Regions from separate parts of the Mus musculus genome. Here region 2 is linked to region 1. The links are chromatin loops, found by intact Hi-C in ENCODE. Cell type or tissue: heart. All regions are shown on one strand.

Evidence for each region. Peaks named below come from ENCODE experiments on the same cell type or tissue, not always from the same donor. Only the 100,000 strongest peaks of a DNase experiment are listed, where the experiment ranks them.
Region 2: a loop joins it to region 1, with 1.8 times the contacts of the local background. A loop is called at or near these places in 3 of 42 quality-filtered maps.

Annotation. Positions count from the first base shown.
Region 1 is chr2:144,182,257-144,184,756 of GRCm38, forward strand. All of the region lies in intron 2 of Banf2os (a long non-coding RNA gene), which reads right to left. All of the region lies in intron 1 of Gm5535 (predicted gene 5535), which reads right to left. Among named protein-coding and RNA genes, the nearest start is that of Gm5535, 5.8 kb to the right of the region's middle. In heart, no CTCF peak of the experiment used is centred here; a DNase peak (open chromatin) is centred at 1,295; H3K27ac peaks cover 31 bases.
Region 2 is chr2:144,111,365-144,113,864 of GRCm38, forward strand. All of the region lies in intron 2 of Banf2os (a long non-coding RNA gene), which reads right to left. Among named protein-coding and RNA genes, the nearest start is that of Gm5535, 77 kb to the right of the region's middle. In heart, no CTCF peak of the experiment used is centred here; no DNase peak of the experiment used is centred here; H3K27ac peaks cover 290 bases.

The sequences.
Region 1 (2,500 bases):
CAGAGTGGCTAACGTGTGGGTGGTGTACACAGCAGGAATCCATGGAGCGAAGAGGTATTTACCTTCCAGGTGGGGTGGAGCAGGTGTTGAAAGATTTCATCAGAGCAACATGCAACTTTAAACTTCTGAATTGTTTGTTTCTGGAATATTCTACGTGGTGCTTGGGGCCACAGTGGACCACCCTGAAACAGCAGAAACTGAAACAGCAGATAGAAGAGAGCCGTTGTATTTTCTTCTCTCACTTGAGCTAACACTACCAACAGTGAGACACAGCAGAAGCAGAAGAGACAGAGATTGTGTCTGGTTCCACTGAACTTGACCCAATGGGCTGTCAAGAGAAACTTCCAAGGGAATGACAGTAGGAGATAGAGCTTTCAGGCTCCTAGACTGAAGAAAGACACTGGCTTTCATTCTGTCTTCATCCATTATAGTCTGTAGCAGATGGTGCTATCTCAAACGGCCCCCGTAGCCCCTCCTCCCTCTTTTAGACAATCAGACAAGATCCTCACTGAGAAGTGCAGTCTGCGTCCCTTCGCCCTGAATGTGGGCAGAGCTCTGCCGCCCCCTCAGCAGGTAAGAGCCTACTATACACACCAGATCCCAATGGTTAGACTGTGTCAGGCGTCTCCCGCCAGGTCCTTCTCTTAGGAAACATGCCACTGAAGCCCACTGGGTTTTCTTTAATCCACCACACAGAGCCCGATGTGGTGGCTCATGCCTTTAATCCCAGCATTCAGGAGGCAAAGGCAGGAGGAGCACTAAGAGTTTGCAGCTAGCCTGGTCTACCTAGACGGTTTCAGGCCAGATAGGGCTACACAGTGAGACTCCATCTCTCAAAACTAAAAATGTTAAGAGCCATATAGACAGAACCACATAAAGCGGACTGAGATCCCCAGTCATATAATATTTCATTGAATTGTTTATGCCACTGTTACAACCATCATTGATGGGGCTCTTGTGAGATTATCCCAGAGAGACCCACGTGGAGAGGACCCCAGAGCAGGTCTAATAACCTTCATCTAATACCTCCGGGACTCGGCACTCTCCATGGCCTTCTCCTCAGTCGCCTTTTTCTCTGGCCTGTCCCCTCCACCTGCTGTATAGATTCACTCTACCTTGGACCCAGAGGAAGTAATGGCTAGCAGGCCCTCCACAAATAGAGTGTCCACCATAAGTAGACCCTAATTATGTTTGGCACAGGCCACCTGCCCAGCAGCCAACTATGCCCCTCCAGGAAACAGAAAATCAAATCCAGAGGATGTGCCAGGTCAATTGCACTCCGAGAAGGAACTGGGCAGGCTGCCCAGAATCAGCCAGAATGGACTTCAGGCTGATCACCCACACTGGAGTCATGCCCTCACCTTCTTGGAAAGGGCACTTTCTCCAGAACCAAGGCCACCACCTGTCACAAAAGCCAGGTGTTGACAGAGCAGGATAGTTGTGGGCGAGGCCCTTGGGTATGCCAGACACATCCCTGAGGCCTGGATGCCCCATCGGTCTTGGTGGAAGGAGTGAAGCTGAGAGACTGCCATGCGGCAGGCAGAACCCCACACTCATTACCGTGGCCAGCCTGTGCTTCTGTGTGTGGAGTCCCAGGACATCTGGGATCCAACAGCCTCCAGATCTCCAGCCTCTGTCAATGGAGATAGAGGAGCTAAGGTGTGGGCTCTCTTAAAGTACAGCTGGCAAGCGGGAACCAAGGGAAAGTTATTCCATAGCTGATATTTATATTGTGAAATATTTAACCTGTTCTTTCAGGGCATTTAAAGAACTTAATCTCTGTTATTCATTCTTTCAAGAAATATTTGTGTAGGTTCGGAAAATACTCTACCAGTTTACAGTTGAGTTGGACAGAAAATAACAGGCATGTTTGTCAAAAAATACATATTCCCCATATTAAATAATAAGGTCCTACTTTTATTTGTCTGGTTACAGAAACTAACAAAGAGTCCCCTAATGAAAATATGGAATAGATATGTGTGAAGATCATTTTTTAAAAGATATATGTATTTTATGTATATGAGTACACTGTAGCTGTCTTCAGAGACACCAGAAGAGGGTACCAGATCCTATTACAGATGGTTGTGAGACACCATGTGGTTGCTGGGAAGCTGAGATGGGAGGATCATGGGTTCAATGCCACACTGTACCACGTAGTGAGACCCTGTCTAAAAATAATAATAAAACACATAGCAATAACAGCAACAACAACAATAAGTACAGGATCCAATGATGGGCAAGAGAGACAAGGTTAAGGCCTTTTAGACCTAATGCTGGGAATTGAACTCAGTACCTCAGGAACAGCAGTCAGGACTCTTAACCACTGAACCATCTCTCCAGCCCCTTAGTATCATTTTTAAAAGCATTTTTCAGCGTCAGTTGGTTGGCTCAATGGTTAAAGCACTTACGGCCTAAGACAGATAACCTGAGTTCCATCCCCAGCATCCACGGTGGGAGAAAAGAACTGACTCCTGAAACCTGTCCTCAGATTTCCACTTGG
Region 2 (2,500 bases), 71 kb before region 1:
GGGCTATATAATGAGTTCTAGGCCTACCTGAGCTCCACAGCGCAACACTGTTTCAATTTTAAAAAGCAACAACACCGAAAGCACTGGCTGTAGGTTTAAATTTACAATCGGTATGTATCTGCTTCTTGTTTATTCAAACTTTAAATTTTAATAAAAACATTTACAGTTTTATTGCCCTAACTTCAAGAAGATGATGTATGTTGTTGATTCAGAAGGACTTTTTTATATCTTTATATCATTCCCTCCCTCCCTCCCTCCCTCCCCCCATCTCCCATCCCCCATCCCTTTTCTTCCATTCTCTGCCATCCTATAGGCAGGGCTAGAGTCCTCAGTCCCTGCAGGGCCCATCCACTCTCTCTCTTCCTTTGCCTCTTACCCATTGTAACCCATGGCCTTAGAATTAGGATTGGAGAGGCGTGGCTAAGCCTTAGCTGCTTTGAGAGGCTCTGAGCAGGACAGGGTTTCTCAGAACCTGCTGTTAGCAGTGGGGCCCCGGCCAACCAGGGGACATTTCCTCCTTGTTATGATGGTACCTGGCTCCTTACTGCCCTCTGTGCTGCCAGTAACCATGGGTCCAGAAAGCAGAGGGGTGGGTCCCTTTGCTCCTTGTCCTCTGGAAGCACACAGCTTAGCCTGTTACCCTGAGGCTTCATCTGGAAGATCTATTTTCTGCATCCCAGACTCGGGCCACCATGGGCTTCCTGACTGACTTCAGACACATGCCTATGTTATGTCTCTGTCTCTTTTTCTGCCATTGGCTGTTGCTTACCACACTGCTGGGGCTGGCTGGCTGGCTGGCTGTGGAAGCAGCTGACAGACAACACTTCCGAGCATAGCATGGAACAGGGGCTGTCTCCCTGCAGAGGATAGATCCAGCTTCCGAAGGGTGCCAGGCCACTGAGTGTTAGAACGTTCATCCGGGAAAATTCCAGAAGAAAATTTCCGACACAGCACCACCTCCCAAAAGATCCTGGAGATCTTTGCGGAGGATCAGAGGCACATTGCAACCAGCATGAGGCTATGGAGGAGGGGAAAGTCTGAAAGTAGAAGGGACTCTCCTGGCTTCTCCTGATTCCCCACAGTCTCTACTGTCTTCAGCCTGTGGCCCTCGGCCACCACTACCCAGCAAATAGGTCTGGAGGACGTCAGCGGCCTCAGCATAGATAAACCCAGGGGCTATTTTTCAAAACGACCACACTCTCTGCTCTGTCTGGGGATACCTTGGTTTCCTTTGGCTTCAAAATCTCTACTTGTGCAGCGTCTTAGTTTGGGTTCACCTACGGCAAGAGGTCTGAGGCAGGGGAGTGTGCACAGACATTTTACCCAGAACCCAGAACTGGGGTGAGAGACAGGGAAAATAACTCCAGAAAGCATGTGTGATTGGGCTGAGCAATGAACCTTGGCACTTGAGGGACCCTCTGAGGAACTGTGGAATGAGTTGTGGTCCACATTTGAATGAAAAAGAGGAAGTGAGTTGGGCACCAGCATTAATGTCTCTGCTTCCCGACTAGGCATACGTGTGACCAGCTGCCTCTCACCCCTGCCATCATGGTTTTTCCTTACGTGCATTCTCAAACTGAGTCAAAACGAACATTTCTGTGAGGGTTAGTTTTCACTGTCACTTTGACATAACCTCAAATATCACCTGAGAGCTTCAGCCGAGGAATTATCTAGATTGGGCTGGCCTGTGGGTTTGCCTGTGGAAGATCGGTGTTTCCTAGAGCAGTGATTCTCAACCTTCCTAACGCTGAGACTCTTTAATACATGTTGTGGTGATCCCCAACTATAAAATTATTTCGTTGCTACTTCATATCTGTAATTTTGCTGCTGTTATGAATCAATATATAAATATCTGATATGCAACTCCCAAAGGAGTTGGGCCCCTCAGGTCGAGAGCCACTGCCCTAGACAACTGGGACCTGAAGAGTGTAAGAAAGAAGCAAGCAAGCAAGGATGCATTTATTTCCTTTCTGCTCAGCACTATGGAGTGAACAGCTGCTGAGTTCCTGTCTTGGCATCCCCACAGGGATGGACTGCAGTCGGGAACTGTTAACTGAATAAACCCTTTCTCCCAGATGTTGCCTTCTATCGGGATATTTTATTACAGCAACAGAAATGAAACTAGAACTCCTTCCTTAAGTTGCTCTTCTCAGACATTTTGTCAAAGCAATGAGAAATGTCAGGACCACCCCCCACCCCCACCCCCCACCCCCGTTCACCGAAGGTCACCTCTCAAGAGCATCAACTCTCTATGCCCAAAACAAAACACCATCAGCACATAGTTGCTTGATATGGGACGCCATCCACAGGCGTAGGACCCATCTTCACTGCAGCTGCAGTCAGTGGGCCACAAGAAGACACAGGAGACACCAAACTGTCTACTAGATATAGCCACCATGACAGTGGCTAGGGTACCTCTTCTGCCAATGTGGTAACCTCTCCCATCTGACTCTGGGTACCCATCCCACTCTCCTCAGTTCCTCTAACTGCCTATCCTCCC